Linked DNA regions of Homo sapiens: region 1 is linked to region 2. A link is an interaction called in ENCODE POLR2A ChIA-PET data of the cell type or tissue named here. Cell type or tissue: PC-9. All regions are shown on one strand. Links, peaks and the distances in the headings refer to the core of each region. The heading gives the core; the rest is flanking DNA.

What was found. Peaks named below come from ENCODE experiments on the same cell type or tissue, not always from the same donor. Only the 100,000 strongest peaks of a DNase experiment are listed, where the experiment ranks them.
Region 1: POLR2A ChIA-PET joins it to region 2 with 12 read pairs; 2 of 35 experiments call an interaction of 5 or more read pairs at or near these places.

The regions. Positions count from the first base shown.
Region 1 is chr9:115,446,003-115,451,389 of GRCh38, reverse strand. No RefSeq gene overlaps it. Among named protein-coding and RNA genes, the nearest start is that of DELEC1, 310 kb to the right of the region's middle. In PC-9, for the core only: no CTCF peak of the experiment used is centred there; no DNase peak of the experiment used is centred there.
Region 2 is chr9:115,392,312-115,397,698 of GRCh38, reverse strand. The region is part of intron 5 of DELEC1 (deleted in esophageal cancer 1); the gene reads right to left. Among named protein-coding and RNA genes, the nearest start is that of DELEC1, 250 kb to the right of the region's middle. In PC-9, for the core only: no CTCF peak of the experiment used is centred there; DNase peaks (open chromatin) are centred at 1,808 and 3,198; H3K27ac peaks cover 841 bases.

The sequences.
Region 1 (5,387 bases), core at 251-5,250, 54 kb before region 2:
GGCCGGACATAAAGACAGATTTTAGGCAACCATCAATCTACCATGGACAAATGCATCAGAAACTGTGACCAATCCATACTTGCACGAGTAAATGCCAGGTGAGGAGCAGCCTAAACATTCATCCTCACAAGGCTGTAATACAGCACCCCCAATACCCAAGACTGGCGTGATTTAAGAGAAGACCAAGTTAGGACCAATGATTTCAATTCCTCTAGCCAGTAATGGGCCATCCTGCTGGTGTCATTAGAGACCACATAAAATTTCTGAACTTCTACCCCAACTCCCCATTTCCCTTCACACTGGGACAGTGTCAGGGCAGACCTCGTGAAGATTCAGGACTTTCACCATCATCTAAAGTAATAAAGCCACACCTTCTGTAGCAGTAGTGGAGATCCCGTAGGAAGCCAGACTCCTTCCAGCAATAGCAATGAGCCTCCCTTCCTTCAGTGTCAATGAAAATCAAGTAGAGAACCTGGATTTTACCATCACCAGACAAGATGGTCTTCTCCCTGCCCCTGGCAGGACAATGTCAGAGAAAACCAGTCTTATTTAAATGGTAGGTTTAAATAAGATCCAGATTTTTACAAAACAATCTCCTTGTTTAATTTAAAACCACTCATCATGTCAAGGATTAGGATGATCTCAAACAGAACAAAAAAAGACAATAAATAATAAAACTAAGATAACAGAGATGTTAGTATCAGCTGACAAAGATTTTAAAGCAGCATAAAGAGAGGTAAGCTTTCTATACCTTACTCCACCTAGTAAAATGATGGCAACAGTAGACTGCAATAACTTCTGTATAAATGATGTAATATATTACCTAGAGGAACCACAAAAGATACACTCTTAAAAATATTAAAGGTATATCAAATTGTAATTCTAAGAAATGTTCAGTAACCCATGGGAAGGCTGGGGAAAGAAATTGGAAAAATGAAAAACATTACAAGCGAAACCAAAAGATCAAATCAAATCAAGTAGCAGACTTAAGGTCTAACATAGCAATATTACATCAAATGTAAATTATTTAAGTACAACAATTAAAATACAAATATTGGCAGAGTTGCTTTAAAAAATATGACCCAGTCATTTGCTATATATAAAAAACTCCAAATATTAGGGGTTTATGCAAAAGTAATTGTGGTTTTTGCCATTAAACTAATGGCAAAATACAGGAAGGTTAAAAGTAGAAAGATGAAAACAATATATCATGTGAATTTTTATTGAAGGAAAACAAAAATAGCTATGTTAATGTAAGATAAAATAGACTTCAGAGCAAAGAAAATCATCAGAGACAGAAAACAGCATTACACAATGAAAAAGGGTCAATCTATCAAGATGATATACCAGACCTAAGTGTGTATGCATCAAATAACAGAGCTGAAAAATATATGAAACAAAAACTGATGGAGAATTAAATAACTGTACATTCATAGTTGGAGACTTCAACACACCTTTTTCAATAATTGATAGAACAACTAGACAGAAAATCAAAAATAATATGGAAAAATTAACATCATCAAACAATAGGATTTAATAAACATTCAAAGAACACTTTACTCAACAATAGCAGTATACACATTTTTTTTTCAAGCATCAGATCATATGTCAAGATATACCATCTCCTAGGACAAAAAAGAAACCTCAAAAAATTTAAAAGAATTTAAAGTAATCCAATGTGCTCTGACCACAATGAAATCAAACTGTAAATAAATAACCAAAAGATAAGAGGAAAATCTTTGAATACGTGGAAACTGAACAACATCCATCTAAATAGTCCATGGGTCAAATATAACATCTCACAGGAATAAAGAAAATACATTGAACTGAATGAAAATGAAATGCAACATATTAAAATGTGTGGAACATAGCTAAAGCAGGGCTGAGAAGAAAATTTATACCATTAAGTATGTACATCAGAAAAGAGAAAAAGTCAAAATAAGCCCAAAGCAAGCAAAAAAAAAAAAAAAAAAAAAAGAAAGGAAAAGATAAGAACAGAAATTAATGAAATAGAAAATAGAAAAACAATATGGAAAATCAATTAAATGAAAATTTAATTTAATAGTTCTTTGGAAAGACCAATAAAACTGACAACCCTCTAGTGATATTGGCAAAGAAAAAATTAAAGAAGATGCAAACTACAAAGCTCATGAACAAATTAGGAGATATTACTACAGAACCTGTAGACACAAAAAACATAATGAAGGAAGGCTCCAAACAAAGCTAGACACATAAATCTGACAACTTAGGCAACATGCAACACTTCATTGAAAAACACAAATTGCTATTCAAAATAAAACAGGTAATTTGTAGAGTCCTATAGCTATTCAGAAAATCAATTTTATAATTTAAAAGCTGCTTAAAGAGAAATCTCTAGGCCCATTTGGTTTCACTGGAGAATTCTCCCAAACATTTAAGGGAAAAATAACACAAATTCTACATAACTTCTTCAAGAAAATAAAAGGAAGGAATACTTACAGTTCATTTTATGTAGCTACCATTGCCCTCAATGGGGAAATATAGTTTTTTCAACAAACTGTGCAGAGTGCTTGGACATCCATGAGCAATAAAAAATAAGTAAATAAAAGTACCTTGACCTAAGTCTTACATCTTCTACAAAAATTAGCTCAAAATGGATTATGAACTTACATGTAAAACATACAACTATAAAACAATTTCTTTAAATAGGAGAAAATCTTCACAATTCAATGTAATCCACCATTCAAATAGCCTGATGAAGCAAAATCACATGAATATATCAATCAATGCAGAAAATATACTTGAGAAAACTCAGCATCCATTCATGGTTAAAAAAAAAAAAAAAAGTCGGAAAAATAGGAAAGGAGAACTTCCCAAACTTAATAAAAAGCATTTAGCAAAAACAAAGAAATACCCTATAGTTAAGACTATACTTAACGGAGAAAGACTGAAGGCTTTATTTCTTAGTTCAGAAACAAGAGAAGAGTCCTTGCTGTCATAATGCTGGGAATTCTCTTCAATATAATGAGGGAGGAAAGTGAAATAAAAGACATACAGATAAAAAAGAAAAAGGTAGACCAGGAGATACGTATTTGCAAACCACATATGTGACAAAATATCTAAAGTATATTAAGGATTCTTAAAATTCAGCATTATAAAATGTAAACAATCCAGTTAGAACAAAGGCAAAATACATCAAGAGACCTCAAAGTAAAAGATATATAGATGGCAAATAAACACATGAAAAACAAAATCAACATTATTAGCAATTAGGGAAATGGAAATTAAAACCACAATGCAATATCACCACACATCTATTAGAGGGCTGAAATAAAAAGTGGTAACAATACCATATGCTGTCTAAAATGTGAAGAAACTGAATCATTCAGACATTGCTGTTGAGAATGTAAAATGATACAGCTACTATGGAGAACAGTTTGGCAGTTGTTTGCTTTTGTTGTTGTCATTGTTGTTTTTAATTTCAGCTTTTATTTTAGATACAGAGGGTTCATGTGTAAGATTGTGACATGGGTATTTTGGACCCAGGTAGTGAGCCTGGTACCCAATAGGTAGTTTTTCAACCCATGCCCCGTCCCTTTTACCCCCACTAGTAGTCTGTAGTGTCTATTGTTCCTATGTTTATGCCCATGTGTGATCAATGTTTAGCTTCCACTTATAAGTTAGAACATGCCGTATTTGGTTCTATTCCTGTGTTAATTCATTTAGGATTATTGTCTTCAGCTCCAAACATGTTGCTGCAAGACATGATTTTATTCTTTTTTATGGCTGCATCGTATTCCATGGTGTATATGTATGACATTTCTTTATTCAATCCACCATTGATGGGTAGTTTCTTAAAACTAACATTCAACTACCACATGATACTGCCATTGCATTCTTGGGCATTTAACCCAGAGAAATGAAGATTTATATTCAAACAAAAACCCATACACTAATGTTTATAGCAGCTTTATTCATAACAACCTAAAACTAGAAAAAAAAAAAAGCTCAAACATCCTTTAGCAGGTAAGTGATTAAACAAATTGTGATACATCCATACCATGGGATAGTACTCAACAATAATAATGAACAAACTACTAATATATGCAACTATCTGAATGCTCTTATGTCAAGTAAAAAATCCAAATGCAAAAGATTACATATTGTATTATTCTGTTCACATAACTTTCTTGAAATGACAAAATTATAAAAATAGAGAATAGATTACTAGTTACCAGGGGTTAAGAAAGGAATAGGGGCTGGAGAGAAGTGGTTGTGGCTATAAAAGGTCAACTTCAGGGATCCTAGGGGTTACAGAAATGTTCTGTAGCTTTGCTGTATGAACATTAATATCTTGGTTGTGATACTGTCCTATAGACTTGCAAGATATTATCATTGGGGGAAACTGAGTAAACAGTACATAGATATCTCTATAATGTCCTACAACTGCATATGAAAACTATAATTATCTCAAAATTTAAAAACTAATTAAATTGTATTGCTAAGAATGAAGCACATCATCGGTCCTTAAAAATTTATAATCTGTAGGTGACATATGTTTTATATTAACTTGAACAGGTGTTTCCCACTGTGATCTGGAGTGTGTTTGTAGCTGTTATGTAACAGAAGGAATTTGTCATCACGGACATTTGGGAAATGCTGGCTTAAACAGTTTTCTTTTTCAGGAATTCTCAGAACCTTTATTATGCTTACCTGTGTCATGGTTCTGTAATTGGCAGAATAAACATCATTGTTCCTAATTTTTTCATTATGAAAACTTCTCCCCTTCCCACTTCTCCCCAAAACACATGCCCAACTCACCAGAGAAACATTTATGAGACCAATGTCTCATGGAATTCACTTAAAAAGGCCAGTATCTCAGGCCGGGCGCGGTGGTTCATGCATGTATTCCCAGCACTTCAGGAGGCCAAGGGGGGGTGGTTCACCTGAGGTCAGGAGTTCAAGACCAGCCTGGCCAACTTGGAGAAACCCCCATCTCTACTAAAAATACAAAAATTAGCCGGACTTGGTGATGCGCGCCTGTAATCCCAGAGACTCAGGAGGCTGAGGTGGGAGAATCGCTTGCAACTGGGAGGCGGAGGTTACTGTGAGCCAAGATCACGCCACTGCACTCCAGCCTGGATGACAGAGTAAGACTCCATCTCAATTAAAAAAAAAAAAAGAAAAAAAGAAAAAAATGCCAGTATCTCTAGAATATGCTATTTACTACTCTGGCTTAATCATGCAAGTTAAGTAAATTCTAAGCAGAAGCAGTAACTTATCAGAAGGCAAAAAGTGTAAAATAGTAAAGATCTCTGGACAATTAACATTTAGGACATGGGAATGTGCACAGGGCTTGTAGGAGGCAGATCTGAGATCTGGAGGGATGTCAAGTGGTCAGATCCTGA
Region 2 (5,387 bases), core at 245-5,244:
TCTGGAGCTTATTCAAACTCAAATTTACCTTTTCAATGAGGACTACCATAGTCATCCTACTTAAAACTGTAATTGTCCTTCTACCTAACACTTCTGATCTCCTTTGCCCTCCTCTCTTTCTTCCAGATCACTTAGCACCTTTTATCTAGTATTTAAACTGGTATTGTGATTATCGTCCGTTGTCTGTGCCCACTTCGCCTACACAATAAACACTCTTTAAGTAGAAAGCCGTGCTGCGCAAGGTGATGGCTGACAATGGAAAGGGAGACATTATACATATTTTATTCTATATCTTACTGCAGAGGCAAATGTTTGTGTCTTTCTTGTTCTGTGACGTAACCTGAGTACCTAGAGTAGGGCTTGTAACGTAGCAGGTGCTCTATTCATCCTTGCTAAAGGAATGAATGAATGAGTTAGAATATATGTGACTGAATGGAATGAATGGACCCAGGACAAGGCCCTGAGACTTTGTCAATTTTTTCAAAACAGGTTTAAATCCTGTACTTTGCACTTAATAGCTGCGGACCTTGGTAGATTCATTTTGCATAGGCAATGTTCTGTTTTCTCTTCTGCAAAATGAGGGTTTTCACCATAACTATTATATCTACCTCTTAAATTCACTGTAAACATTGAAACATTGAATACATCTTATACAAAGGGAAATAACTTTAACAACAGAGGCACTAATCAGTGTTATGTATCTAAGGGTATGGATTGCTTACTCTGCTTCTTGCATGGGGAATATGTATTGCTCTGGTGTGATATCTGGTTGAAGACTGGTAAGGAATCCCTGGGATAATTCCCTGAAAGCCTGCTGTCTACCACTGCTTGCTTGGCAACTTCTGATAAATAATAAGACTACATCCAGTTGGTTTCATAGACAGGCCCTAGGAGGAGTGTTCAGGGCTCTTTCTGAGGCAGCCAAGGCAAGTAGAGGCACACCAGGCCGCGGTTGTTGTTGCACTTGCTGGGACTTTCTGTTGAAAGAACTATCTCCCCTCTGGTTAGAAAACAAAGAATTCAAAGGCAATCAGACATCTCTGCCTACCACAACCCTTCATGCAATCAGGTTGAACTGCCAGGCCAAACCCTGTCTGGAATGAAAAGAAATAAGAGATGGTTATCCTTAATGCCCTATTATGCCTAAGAACCCTTTGCTTTCTTCACTCTTGGGTTTCATATGGGCTCCAGGAGGTGGCATTAAAGAGTGAAGCTTTATCTATTCTCTGTTAGTGTTTGTGTTTTATCCATTCTCTGCACTTGTGTCCCCTGGAGGAAAACAAAATTACTCCAACTCCACCCTGGAACTTTAATGTCAACTCTTCACTGGGGAGCTACAGAAAAGGATATTGGTGAAAAGTATGTGGCTACTTGCCATGAACAGATAAGGATTGTCTGTAACTGAACAGATAAGGGTTGTCTGTAGCTACTTAAAACTGAATGACTGCCTACAAATGCTTGAACAATTTATTCTTTCAAACAAAATGATTTTCTCTACATCATTCTATGAGTACTACTTATCTTTTTATGTGAAAAACATTATCATGGTCATGAAGAAACTAAACCACATCCTGCCTGAGTGATCATCTACAGTTTCATTTATAACCTTGAAATTTAGAAAATTTTCCTGAGCAAACAGACCTTCCTCAAATTCCCACTTTTACTATGATTTTTATCTATGGTCTACTCACCTTTTTAAAACCCATAATAAGAAGCATTTGCTCTTGCAATCTGCTCTGATTAAGGAGAGTTTAGAAGTCCTATGGGAAGTTTCAGAAAGGAGTTCCCAGAGGCTATTTACAAACCTCATGGAATCTAAACACTTCATTGAATAGGAAAGTTGGCATCTTGCCTTCTAATGGAAGTAAGATAAACATGGCCAGGTGGAAGGGAAGCTGCCCTCCAAGACCAAGTTCTAGCCTGAAGAGCCCTTTAGCTCATCCAAAACTCTGAGAACATCTTAAACGGAAGACTCTCAAAGAAATAAATGTTCCCATCTGTGACTGCCTCATTCCTGGCTCCTCCTTGGAACCCCTTAACTTGCCACTGAAAACCCTGGGGAGTTATATCTTGAGCTGTGGACAAACTGATTTCAGGGGCTTTCCTTGTTACCACAGTGATATCTGGGCAACAATAAGCAATTTACCAAAGGACATGCCCTTTTTTTTCCTGTTATCTTCACCCCTCTGTTTTCCCAAACTGAACTGCTCTGTGGGAACTCACAGACATCCCCTCAGATCACTCTCTCAGCTCCCTCTAGCAATGTCCCGCTCAAGCTCACAAACCCACTCCTTCTCTCTGTGCTTCTGACCTGATAAGACCTTATTATAGCTCCTATGCATTGATTTCTACTAAGGTCAGGCCCTGTGCTTGGAGACTTACATACACAGAATCAATTAATCCTCATATACCTTTGGGGTATTTTCCAATATGATTACTATTTAACACAGGAGGTAGCTGAGAATTAAAAAGTTTAAGAGACCTATCAGAGATTGCACAGCAAGGAAGTGACAGAGATTGTTAATAATGAATGTTTTTCCTCCTTATCTCTTCTCTTTGAGCTTCCTTGAACATCTATTTCATCAGTTCTTGGAAAACACCGATGGACATGCAATGTCACAGCAGTTGTGTGACTATGAGCAACTCCTTCTTTCTCTCTGAATCTGTTTCCCCTTATGTCAAATAATATGATGGGGTTAAGCTTTGTCTATGCCCCAGTGTCCTGGGATTCCAGGGATGCACATGATGGTCGTTGAAGCTGAAACACCCCAATTTGAAAACTCTCACATATTTGATCTCACTAAGCCTACTGAGAAGTTACCAGCTGGCAATGCTATATGGCTCAGAAAGAGGAGAAATTGGGAACATTTCAGTCTAGAGGTCAAGAGAAATAAGACCAGATGCAGAGTTTGGTCACTAAACATTCTTCTGATTTTTGGTAAGATAAAAAAGATCATTAGGTCCTCCAATAATTGTAGTATAGTCAAGCATTGGGGAGATTCCAGTTCACATTCTGACTCTGTCACTAGGTTATTGTATGGTCTTGGGTGAGTCACCAAAATTCTTGGGAATCTGTTTTCCCATCTATAAAGTAGAGACGCTAATAATCATGGTTCCCTCCCATGATGGTTGAAAGGAACAAATTGGCCCCACAGGTATGATTAATCTCTGACTAGCCCATCTCAGCCTATGCATGCAAAAGTTCACAACTAAATATCCAATACGCTCCCTTCTTTTCAGCCACAGCGAGTTGACCTCTTATGGACATAACTCTAGACAACAAAAATAGTCAGAAAAGGATGGGAGGTGATTGGCTTTCTTCCCCCAACTGCCTGACCATTAATGGAATTGAGCAAGAACAGAATTTCTCAACCCTTGCACTTGCTCTTCTGAGCCAGCAAGACCAAGGAAACGATGCCCATTGAAAACACTAATTTTGTTTCTTAGCCAGTGATTTCAAATACGTATTTGATCTTGAGCTTCTCCATTTTTAGACTGAACGTTGTTTGAAAGGTCCATTTAAATTTACTACTTTCTCCTCTCTTGAAGCAGATTTGTCTTTGGATAACCTTGAATAAGAATGGCAAACAAAGATGTATTCAAAAGCTCAGTTAAACTTTCCAAAGCAATGGCCCCCGGTGGGACAGTAGCTGTGACTTTTATTTGAATCCATGTCTCTAGGCACAGAGGCAACATGCACCCAGAAATGTGCTTTCCCAGCATGCCTTGCTCCAGGGTCATACCCTCTTGGGTATTAGTTATTCTTAGCTCCTAACATCAAAACTAAAGTTACATAAAAGATAAAAATGGATGATTTGTCACCCAGCAAGCACCAAATAATGTAACCACAAGGAAAGACACGTTAGGCCGAGCCTGTCTTTCTCTCAGAGATAATTTTCTCTAATGTCTCGCAAGTTACCATTTTTGTTCTCTGACAAATCCTTCCTGACCCAGAGAGCTAAGCCCAGCCCTTCATTTCTCCTTTACAAGCCCAGTGGCTCTTTCCTCCCAGTAAAATGTAGCTTCTTTGTTCTTTATGAAGAATTGTAGTTCCTGACTTGGGCAGGTGCTGTGACTCTGAGTCGACCAGGATTGGCATCATCCACCTGCTGCCACCCTCGCTCCCAGCCAGCATATTTGCTGGTCTTGTTTCTAGGCCCCCAGACCCATCCCAGCTGACCTCTGGAGCAATAGCAAACTCAAGTCTGGTTTCCTGAGGACTGACCTTCTGGAAAAGATGAAACTGTGTCCTGATCCATCTTTTCAAAAGATGCTCTCAGCTTGGCCAGTTTTTGGTCCTTACCAAGGGAACAACAGCCTATGTATATGCTCTAGCTATGAGTATTTTTATCTTCCATGTTACTTAATAATATAGACACAAATAATAAGAATACTAACAAAGGCACTTAATGTAAAATAAAATACTTTAAACACTAATAATAAATTTACACAACTACTAACTCTCGTACACACACTAATAATAACACTAACAAAACTGGTAAGAATATTATATCTACCATATACTGAAAACTTACTCTGCGTCAAACACTCTGACATGCATTTTTCTTGCACTACCTCTAGGTTGCTGCGAGTGGACCATGTAATCTTCATTTTGTACATAAATAAATTAAGGTTCCAAAAGGTTAAATAACTTGCCTACATCATACAGCTAATAAAGGCCAGGGTCAAGATAAACACTCAGGCCTGACTGGGCAAGTCATGCCTTTAATTACTGTCTTCATCTTCTCATCTAGGTGTCAGGTAAATCATCCATGTGAAAAAGGTGGAATTTGGTCCTCTGTCTTGATGAAAGAACTGGCATAAAGAAAGATTTGTGTTACATCTGTAGCCACCAGTTCTACTGGGTTTGACTATCTACCTCCATCTTCACTGATACACAGCTGAATTATTTTGCAGTGAACAGTCCTGGCTAAATGCACCAATATCCAGACACTGTTTGAACCAAATAAATGAGGTGGCATCATTATACAGATTAGAAAAATGCAAGCACTTGGGCTGCATGATTTTTTAATCTCGTCCTTGTCTATTAAGCTAGGAGTCTATGAACAGAAAGAAGGAAGGACAGAAAGAAGGAAGGAAATAAAAAGAAAAGAAGGAAGGGAGGGAGAGAGAGAAGGAAGGCAGGAAAGAGAGGGGGAGGGTACAGTGACATTTATTTTAATAGTAGTTAACATTTATTAAATCTTTCAAAAGTGCAAACCCCGCAGTAAGAGCTCTATGTATGTAATCTCATTTAATCCCTCCAGTAACGCTGATGTAAATGAGAAAAGATGATCCCTTGTGAGGTTAAGAAATTTCTCTAGGTCAGATGACTAGTAAGTGGTAGAGATAGGATTCAGATCCAGAGTTGTTTGCCCAGAGAATCT